2 separate regions of the Homo sapiens genome follow, and region 1 is linked to region 2. A link is an interaction called in ENCODE POLR2A ChIA-PET data of the cell type or tissue named here. Cell type or tissue: endothelial cell of umbilical vein. All regions are shown on one strand. Links, peaks and the distances in the headings refer to the core of each region. The heading gives the core; the rest is flanking DNA. Region 1 has its middle 370 kb from the start of PCSK5. Region 2 overlaps PCSK5 (proprotein convertase subtilisin/kexin type 5).

Region 1 (5,381 bases), core at 249-5,248, 690 kb before region 2:
AGAAAATGACATCTGAAAAGACAGTGATTAAAAATTGAGACTTCTTTAGTTCTTTTGAGCTTTGTATAAAGAAACTTCTTAAGAAAATGGAATCTTTTAAGGGTAGTCCTTTGAAATAGGACTACGTATTTGAAACCAATTTTCCCTGAGCCACATGTCCAAATCAAATGATGACTTTCATTGTCTGAGTAAGACATGATGTCCTCTTGATACTTAGTGGTCACTGCTATTCGGCTAATCTCTCGTTTTTGTTTTTTTGAGACAGGGTCTTGCTCTATTACTAGGGCTGGTGTCCAGTGGCCCAATCATGGCTCACTGCAGCCTCCACCTCCAGGGCTCAAGTGATTCTCCTGCCTCAGCCTCCCAAGCAGCTGGGACTATGGGCAAACACCACCACACCTGGCTCTTTTTAAAATTTTTTGTAGAGACAGGGTTTTGCCATGCTGCTCAGGCTGGTCTCAAACTTCTGGGCTCAAGTGATCCTCCCGCCTCAGCCTTCCAAAGTGCTCTGATTACAGGCATGAGCCACCATGCCCAGCCCTATTCAACTGATCTCTACGAGCCTGCCAAAATCTATTCCTGCCACTGAAGTCACATTCTTACCAAAGTCACTTCTCTTGGTTCTTAAACTTTATTTGGCAACTGTACTTAGCAAATTATATAATTTGATTAAATATTTATATTTATGCTAATTGTACTTATGTAATTAGGAACTTAATTAAATGTTAAATAAGTCAATGAAATGTGAGTTTAAAAAGGTTATTATTCCTTTGAAAATATAATTGAAGCTTTGGAAGACTGTATAAAGTCTAGTCACAATAATAAAATTCTGTTGAATTATATGTGGACAACTATAGAAGTTTGGGAAGGGGATTATAAAACTAGAAGGATTTTGAACTCAGACTGCACTAATATTATATATAAGTGTTCACAAGCATCTTCTCTAAAGTGTCTTGCATCACTTTAAAGAAACCCGAGCTCGAAATCATAGATTATGCATCATGGATGTGATTTATGCAAGACAGATATGGAACTCCAATCAGAGTTTTGATGCACAAAGAAGAGGAAGAATGTAGCTGTATATCTAATGATTGCCAATGAATGTAGACTTATATACTTTAAGTTCAAAATAAAAAAATGTATAGTATTTATGTATTTTAATAATACACCACATGTTGTGGCTTGCTCCTGTAGCCACAGCTACACTCAGGAGGCTGAGGTGGGAAGATCACTTGAGCCCAGGAGTTGGAGGCTGCAATGAGCTACGATTGTGCCACTGCACTTTAGCCTGGGTAATAGAGCAAGAACCTATCTCTAAAAACAAAACAAAACAAAACAAAGCAATATAATTAAATAAAAATAATTTCCAGTTTAAAACTTTCTTTTTCTTAAGCAGCTAACAAATGGATCTAATTGCATTTGAAAAAAGACCATGTACGGTACCACAAAAACCACTTATTTTTCTTCTTTAATCACGGGTGGCATCATAGTAAATACAAGCATCTGGTATGAAAAGGTATGGACATGTTTTTGCTGGTGAGTGAAAACTGATGATTAAGAAATCTGTGGAAAATCAAACTTCTGTTTCTGTCAAGACATACTCTTTTCAAACATCAACTTCCTGAAAGTTGCCAGTAATGCACTAGGGTTTATGAGGGCAGAGCTGGCTTCGTGGACATGTGACCTGTGCAGTTGCACAGGGCTTTGTACTCAGAAGGACCCTCGACTTGGTTTAAAGCTTTTCTATCACTATCTTGAAATTCTTTTTTTTTTTTTTTTTTTTTTTTTTTTTGAGACGGAGTCTCGCTCTGTCTCCCAGGCTGGAGTGCAGTGGCGGGATCTCGGCTCACTGCAAGCTCCGCATCCCGGGTTCACGCCATTCTCCTGCCTCAGCCTCCCAAGTAGCTGGGACTACAGGCGCCCGCCACTACGCCCGGCTAATTTTTTGTATTTTTAGTAGAGACGGGGTTTCACCGTTTTTAGCCGGGATGGTCTCGATCTCCTGACCTCGTGATCCGCCCGCCTTGGCCTCCCAAAGTGCTGGGATTACAGGTGTGAGCCACCGCGCCCGGCCGAAATTCTTATTAACCTTATCTTCGTGTTTTGTGAATGAAGTCTGGTGGGACAATGGAGCATGTACTTGAGCAGAGGAGATGCCTGTGATATGCAGTTTGATAATTCCTAGCTACCTTATTTTAACATAGTATATCCGCTATGCCTCAGGAGTGTGGAATTCGGGTGGATCCACAGTGCATGGGAGTTCAGTGAGCCTAAAAGTGAGTACCAGCTGAGTGCATTAAACATACCTATGACTCAGTGAGTAGGGACAAAAGGCCACACTTTGCTTTCTGTTAGAACCAGAACTTGCTTTGAATATAATGGCATTCTAAGAAAGAAGTCCCAAAGAACCATGTGGAAGGCAGGATGATGGGATGATGACCTCCCCCTTCCAAAGATGCCTACATCCTCATAACTGGAAACTTGAATATCTTAGGTTATATATGGCACAAGGGAATTAAGGTTACACCACAGATTTAAGAATGCTAATCGGCTGACTTTTTTTTTTTTTTTTTTTTTTTTTTTTTTTTTTTTTGAGACGAAGTCTTGCTCTTTCGCCCAGGCTGCAGTGCAGTGGAGCTATCTCGGCTCACTGCAAGCTCTGCCTCCCGGGTTCAGGCCATTCTCCTGCCTCATCCTCCGGAGTAGCTGGGACTACAGGCGCCCGCCAGTGCACCCGGCTAAATTTTTGTATTTTTAGTAGAGATGGGGTTTCACCGTGTTAGCCAGGCTAATCAGCTGACTTTGAGATTGGAAGGTTACCTTGGATTATCTGACCATACACAATGTAAATCACAAATGTCCTTAAGGAATGAAGGCAGAAGAGAAATAACTGAATAGGTGGCAGCCAGAGTGGAACTTGGCCTGATGGTGTTGGCTTTGAAGATGCAGGAAGGAATCACAAACCACACAGTGGTGGCCTCTAAAAGCTGGAGAATGAAAGGGAATGGATTCTTCCCTGGAGCCTCTAGAAAGAATGCAGCTTGCTGACACCTTGCATTGAGCCCAGTGAAACTCATTCAGACTTCTGATCTCTAGAACTCTAAGATAATGCATTTGTGTTATTTTGAGCCAATAAGTTGGGGTAATTTGATACAGCAGCCATAGGAAACACATGTAAACCTTATAATATCTTTGCTTACTCATGCTACCTTCCTCTGTTAGCCAACTACTTGTTCTGAAAATGATGACACAGAAAATTAAAGGTAGGACAACCAGTAGTTCTTTTAATTTCAGTGCTTCCTTCCTCATTAATAAGCTGAAGTTAGTGTTCACAGAATTCAATTATATCAAGAAGTAAAGTAAAAAGAGTTGCATTACTTTTGTGAAGCATTTCTACTGTTCTGGTGAGAATGGGATATATATGCATGTATGAGCTATGGAATATAGGTGGTACAATTTTGGTGATTCTGTATATGAGATAAATGCTCTTGTGTTTGCATTTAAAGCTAGAATTGCAAAATATAAAGATGAGTGGCAAGATTTGTGCTAAAACTTGAAATTCAATATTTACTTAGAACATTAAATGGTGATATGGTTTGACTCTGTGTCCCCACCCAAATCTCATCTTGAATTGTACTCCCATAATTCTTCCCATGTGTTGTGGGAGGGAACTGGTGGGAGATAATTTGAATCATGGGGGTGGTTTTCCCCATACTGTTCTCATGGTAGTAAATGAGTCTCATGAGATCTGATGATTTTATCAGGGATTTCCAATTTTGCATCTTTCTCATTTTCTCTTGCTGCTGCTATGTAAGAAGTGCTGTTCACCTCCCACCATGATTCTGAGGCCTCCCCAGCCATGTGGAACTGTAAGTCCAATTAAACCTCTTTTTCTTCCCAGTCTCAGGTATGTCTTTACCAGCAGTGTGAAAACTGACTAATATAGTAAATTGGTACCAGTAAAGTGGGGCATTGCTGAAAAGATACCCGAAAATGTGGAATATTGGAACTGGGTAACAGGCAGAGTTTGGAATAGTTTGGAGGATTTCAGAAGAAGACAGGAAAATTGGGGAAGTTTGGAACCTCCTAGAGACTTATTGAATGGGTTTGACTGAAAGCCTGATAGCAATATGGACAATAAAGTTCAGGCTGAGGTAGTCTCAGATGGAGATGAGGAATTTGTTGGGAACTGGAGCAAAGATGACTCTTGTTATGCTTGTTATGTTTTAGCAAAGAGACTGGCGGCATTTTGCCCCTGCCCTAGGAATTTGTGGAACTTTGAACTTGAGAGAGATGATTCAGGGTATCTGGTAGAATAAATTTCTAAGCTGCAAAGCATTCAAGAGGGAACTTGGGTGCTGTTAAAGGCATTCAGTTTTATAAGGAAAGCAGAGCATAAAAGTTCAGAAAATATGCAGCCTGACAATGTGATAGAAAAGAAAAACTCATTTTCTGAGGAGAAATTCAAGCTGGCTACAGAAATTTGTATAAGTAATGAGGGGCCAAATGTTAATCCCCAAGACAATGGGGAAAATGTTTCCAGGGCATGTCAGAGGTCTTCATGGCAGTCCATCCCATCACAGGCCTGGAGGCCTAGGAGAAAATGATTTCCTGGGCCAGGCCCAGGGTCCCTGTGCTGAGTGCAGCCTAAAGACTTGGTGCCCTGTATCCCAGATTCTCTAGCCATGGCTGAAATGGTCCCACATAGAGCTCAGGCCATGGTTTCAGAGGGAGCAAGCCCCAAGCCTTGGCAGTTTCTACGTGGTGTTGAGCCTGCAAGTGCATGGAAGTAAAAAAGTGGGGTTTGGGAACCTCCGCCTAGATTTTAAAACATGTATGGAAATGCCTGGATGCCCAGGGAGAAGTTTGCTACAGGGGTGGGGAGCTCATAGAGAGCCTCTGCTAGGACAGTGCAGAAGGGAAATGTGGGATTGGAGCCCCCACACGGAGTCCATACTGGGCCACTGTCTAGTGGAGCTGTGAGAGAGGGGTACCATACTCCAGACCCCAGAATGGGAGATCCACTGACAGCTTGCACTGTGCACCTGGAAAAGTCGCAGACACTCAACACCAGCCCGTGAAAGCAGACAGGAGGAAGTCTGTACCCTGCAAAGCCACAGGGGTGAAACTGCCCAAGACCATGGGAACCCACCTCTTGCATCAGCGTGGCTGGGATGTGAGACCTGTAGTCAAAGGAGGTCATTTTGGAGCTTTAAAATTTGACTGCCCCACTAGATTTTGGACTTGCATGGGCCCTGTAACCACTTTGTTTTGGCCAATTTCTCCCATTTGGAATGGCTGTATTTACCCAACACCTGTACCCCCATTGTATCTAGGAAGTAACTAGCTTGCTTTTGATTTTACAGTCTCATAGGCGGAAG
Region 2 (5,381 bases), core at 224-5,223:
AATTCAACCCATTCCCTGGGGACAGGGTAAATAAAGGCAGCTAGAGTAGATGAGCTCTAAAAGCCATCTGTCCCTGAGATCTGATGGCTCAATTTTCTGGGGACCACTCTGTCCTCACCATTTTGGTTGTAGTGGTTCCACTCCCTCACCCTGGCTTACTGCAGCCATCTCCTGGTTGATTTTCTGGACGCTGTCTTTCAATTCATTTAGTCTCCCTTGACCAGGGTGATCTTCACCAAAGTTGTGCCCAGCATAGACTTTATCTCTTTCTAAATCTTCAGTGACTCCCTTTGACCAGCTGTACCCACTTGATACCCCTCTAACTGATGTTCCGTTATCTGTCTACATCCTCCATCCAAGGTCATTTTTCATTTCTCTCGAACTCAGTTTCTACTTCAGTCAACCCAATCATTTGCCTGCTCCCAGAGACATCAGACTTATTCTACCTTCAACCCTTTGCTTTCCTTGTCTCTCTCTGAAACATTCTCCACTTTCCCTCCTGCCCACTTAACCACATCCTCCATTCTTTCATGCCCAAGGCAATCTGATTTGCAGTTCAACAAACAAAAAAATGGAATGAATTCCTCACACTTAGGAACAATCTTCCACTCATACAGTGAGGCCACGGAGACCCCAGAATAAGCAAGAGATGGCCCTGTCCTCGGGGAAGAGTATAATCAGAACCAGCTGCTCTGGACAAGACTTAGATTTGAACACTTGATTCTACATTGGCTAGTTTTCTTGATAGTTGATGTGAGCTGATTCTATCCCACAAAGGGTAGAAAGTGAGCCTTCTTCCAACACTCCACGCCCCATGCAAGAAAATGGTAGGCAAGCAAATAGTTCCAGATTACATGATTGAGGAGTCTAGGATTGCATGTTTGACTTTTTCCCCACATTCACTCACACACACACACGTGCACACACACACACATATGTGTGTGTGCACGCAGCCCACCAGTGATTTGAATTTCTAGGATATTGGAAGGGGGGTGCCATTTAAACATGAAATCTCATCTCTACTACTTTCTTGAAAAAGGGTATGTATAGCAAAACTCTGGTTAAAAGAGGAGAGTTTGGAGTCTGACTTCTTGGTTTAAGTCCCAGCTCTGGCAACAGCTAGGTGACCTTAACAGACCACTAATGTCTCATTGCCTCAACTTTCTCAACAACAACAACAAAAAGCAGGCCTTGGGGATGATTTAAAAAACAAGCAGTATACAATGCCTTTCTCCCAACAGGGTCAAGTTATTGTAAGGATCAAGTAAGTTAGTATTTGTGGAGCACTCCGAACAATTCCTAGCATATGGTAATCATGAAATAAGTGTTAGCTGTTCTTATTATTACTAATTCAGTGACCTTGGACAGACTGCTTACATTTCCTGAGCCTTGGTTTCCTCATCTGTAAGAGGAGAGCAATGCTCACCTCCATAAACTGGCTCTGAGAATTAAGTGTGAAAATATTGAGAAAGCTTTTCTAGAAAAGCTTCCCTTATCTTTGACCCAATGCCTGGACTTACGCTCCCCAAACAATACAACTACAACTTTCTCCTCTCCCTACTTCTTTAGCCATTTTGCAAGTCTATCATTCATGCTACTGTTGTAAGCTGGTTGTTTTTATTCCATAGAAAATGTTGGCCTCTGACAAATTCATCTTTAGAAAATTATAACCTAAATGACACTAGACAATTGCATAAGCCAAAGACTGTTCAAGTTCCCCAAGCCCACAGGCAGCTTTTCCACAGCCCATCCCTGCCCATTTTGGCAAACTGTGAACAGCAGAGAGAGGAATTGGCCTTCCCCAGGAAAATTTGGGGCCCCAGGCACATCATACCATGTAAAATCTGGTTAAGATAAATATCAAGAGCAGCCTTGAAAGCAAAAAGAAGTCACAGCAGGTCAGACAGCAGCCAGAGGGAGTTTGGGAAGGGGAGGAGGGCCTGAGTCACCAGCTCTGCCTGAGATGATCACTAGAATCGAGTTTCCAGGGAAAGGCAGGCTTCCTGAGCTGTGGATGCTAAGCCTGCCTGGTAGCTGCAGACCTAAGCCATGGGCTGGGCTAGGCTTTGAAGGCCCAGGACCCCCGATATGGGGCCCAGACTTGTTTCACTGGTTGCTTGTTCCCTAGAGATGCTGCTAAAGAGGCCACCAAGGGGAAAGTTACTTAACTAATTCAGGAAGGTGTGGTGGCCTCCAAGGGAGACGCTGAGGGCCTGCTTGGGGTGGGCTTGATAATAATGGAGAGTGGAGGCCAGGTGTGGTGGCTCATGCCTGTAATCCCAGCACTTTGGGAGACCAAGGCAGGCAGGCGATCCTTCTCTGTAAGGATCACCTGGGGTCAGGAGTGCAAGACCACCTGATTAACATGGTGAAACCCAGTCTCTACCAAAAATACAAAAATTAGCTGAGTGTGGTAGCACACACCTGTAGTCCCAGCTACTCAGAGGCTGAGGCAGGAGAATTGCTTGAACCTGGGAAGCAGAGGTTGCAGTAAGCCAAGATCACACCACTGCACTCCAGCCTGGGTGACAAAGCATGATTCTGTCTAAAAAAATTAAAAATTAAAACAAAAAAAAATGGGGACTGGAGTCAGACTCCAAGGGGGAGAGTTTGAAGGCACTGCAATCGGCTCTTCTACCAGAGGGACTGAATTGTTCTAGAGGCCACATAGACTTTCTAGAGCTACAATGTTTCTAGCAAAGTCAGAGGTTTTTTGCAAGCTCCTCCTCTGTCCTCTACATGACTCCGCAGGACTTCTCTGTAGGACTAGGCTGAGAAGGCAAGTTCTCAGGTCCATATGGTGGAGGGAGACAGAGGCTACAATGCCACTGGTGGAACCCGGCGCTCTACAGCATAGATGGGGTAGAGAGAAGCATGTAGAGCCTTGAAAGGAGATATCAAGGCATTCAGGAAAGGAAAAAAGAGCAAGAATGCATTGAGTCATACCACTCTGAAATGTTTTGATGAGTCAAGCATCCTCTCATGATGTTATTAATGTCAAAGAAACAATTCCTTGGGTTTATATTGAGGTTGCACAAGTTAGCTCACAACCAATTCCTGACCACTGTGCTAAGAGCTGGGTGAAGATCAGTGAGTGTCACAAACAATATTATATTACTCTCAAGAGCTTCCTCCATAAGGCAACAAGAAGGATAATATTAAGCAATAGAGGAAGAGCTGACCTGCCTTTCTGTCCAATATTGGTTTAAGATGCCCACAATTTTTTAGGAAGTGAATTGTTCTAGAACTGTAGATTTAGTATTGGGGGTCAAAGGGAAGGGGGCTGCCATTTCCTGAATAGAACTTTGGTGCCAAATAGAACCATGCCTGGTTGACTTCTTAAAAGTAATACAATGGTTAATACAATTGGAGTCTGTTTTCTTAAGGGGTCCCTGAAGAGTTGTGGAGAAGAAATCCTTTTGAAATATTTTGTGTATACTTACTACGCATTTCTTTTTTTGTTTGTTTTTGAGATGGCGTCTCGCTGTCACCCAGGCTGGAGTGCAATGGTGCAATTTTGGCTCACTGCAACCTCCATCTCCCGGGTTCAAGCAATTCGACTGCCTCAGCCTCCCAAGTAGCTGGGACTACAGGCATGCGCCACCACTCCTGGCTAATTTTTTGTATTTAGTAGAGATGGAGTTTCACCATGTTGGCCAGGCTGGTCTCAGATCCACCTGCCTCAGCCTCCCAAAGTGCTGGGGTTACAGGCGTGAGCCACCACCATTACTATTACCCAGCCATTACTATGCACTTCTAAATCAACCACAGTATGAGAAGGAATAATATTACCTGATATTAGGCAGGAGACAAACAGGAACTAGCAAAGTTTGGAGCAATTGAACTCATTTTATAAAGCTGAAGAGAGATTAAGTACATTATTCAAAGCCACCAGACAATAAGAAGTGAGTTGAGCGTTGAGTGTTTCTAAAGGTCTCTCTGGTGTTTGCTCTCTGGTGTTGCTTATCTGAGGGACCCAGTTTTACTCACTGGAGTAGCAACAGCTGAAAATTATTGAGTGCTTACTAGTGTGCCAGTATGTTTCAAAGCACATTTCATGTGTTAACTAATTTAATCCATCTGGCCATTTTCTTAGCTGTGATTATCACCATTTTACAGATGAGCTGACTGAGGCTCAGAGAGGTTATGGAACTTGCCCAAGGTTACACATGTAGCCAAGACAGGGCTGAGGTTCACATCTAGGACACCTGGTTCCAGATATAGGCACTTCAGTTCCCCACCTCTTGGGGGAAGGCATGCTTCCAAGTGGGGAGAAGATAGCTCATCGTCATCCGAGCACACAGTGGGAATGAGAGGAATCTCAAAAAGGAGAAAGAGCCATCCTCTCTACTGTGGAACCAGTGAGGTTCTAGTCCTGGATTCCACACTCTGGACAGCCTAAAGCTCTGATAGGATGCAAACCACGGGGAAGGACGTTAGTAGGCAAGGAAACACCTGAGCTCTCTGACACCTGGATTTGGAAGCCTCCTGCCCCTCCACACCACATTCCCCACCCCCATCCATACAAACGCCGCTGCCCTCACTTTCATTCTCATCTGTTTATGTGCTCCACCTCAATGAGGTGGGAAGGACTGTACAATGTGTCCTGATACCTGCCAAGTAGGGGAGCCCCCACCCACTCAGTGAAGAAGCAGGTACAGCCCAAGTGCAGTGAGCAGTCCATAGGGGGACCAAGGATCCCAAGTTCTGAACCTGACTTGATGAAACTCTGCTGGGGAAAAGCCCCATCTGATGGAGATTCACCTATTTCTGACCGACTTTGACCTCAGCAGCCTAAGAAGGGCACAGCCATGGCTCTGGAATTTTCCACAGCACAGTGCAGGAAAAGCTGGCTTTGTTTGGTATAGGGAGGCTGTCTCCAGGCGATGCTAATAATAAAAAAAAGAACGTGTGTAGGTTGCATCTGAAGCCCAATTGCTTTGCAAGGTCATTGTGCTTGGTCTGGAGGGTCATTAATTTTAGCTGCCTCATTGCCACCCACATATGCAACCAATACATTCCTCAGGGGCAGGAGAAAAAGCACAATTTGGGATCCAGTCTGACCAGGGTTTAGATGATGTTCACACAGGATTAACATTCTGGTGCTTAAATTCCTTGATCAAATGGAGCTGAGACCCCTAACTACCCTACATTATTATCTAATATTTAATGAGATAACACAATTAAAGAAACAGAATCATAACTAACCTCTGTCATCCATTCTTCTGGTGCTGTAGGTCTGTTTTCTCATTTGATCCCCACCACATCCTATGAGAGAGAGAGAGAGTATTATCCACATTTACAGAAGAGGAATGTCCGGGAAATATGTGATTTGATTAATTTCACACAGCTGGAGAAGGAAGGGACCCAAAAATGTAACC

What was found. Peaks named below come from ENCODE experiments on the same cell type or tissue, not always from the same donor. Only the 100,000 strongest peaks of a DNase experiment are listed, where the experiment ranks them.
Region 1: POLR2A ChIA-PET joins it to region 2 with 11 read pairs; 2 of 35 experiments call an interaction of 5 or more read pairs at or near these places.

Annotation. Positions count from the first base shown.
Region 1 is chr9:75,520,041-75,525,421 of GRCh38, forward strand. No RefSeq gene overlaps it. Among named protein-coding and RNA genes, the nearest start is that of PCSK5, 370 kb to the right of the region's middle. In endothelial cell of umbilical vein, for the core only: no CTCF peak of the experiment used is centred there; no DNase peak of the experiment used is centred there.
Region 2 is chr9:76,213,391-76,218,771 of GRCh38, forward strand. The region is part of intron 20 of PCSK5 (proprotein convertase subtilisin/kexin type 5); the gene reads left to right. Among named protein-coding and RNA genes, the nearest start is that of RFK, 180 kb to the right of the region's middle. In endothelial cell of umbilical vein, for the core only: no CTCF peak of the experiment used is centred there; DNase peaks (open chromatin) are centred at 1,921 and 2,971.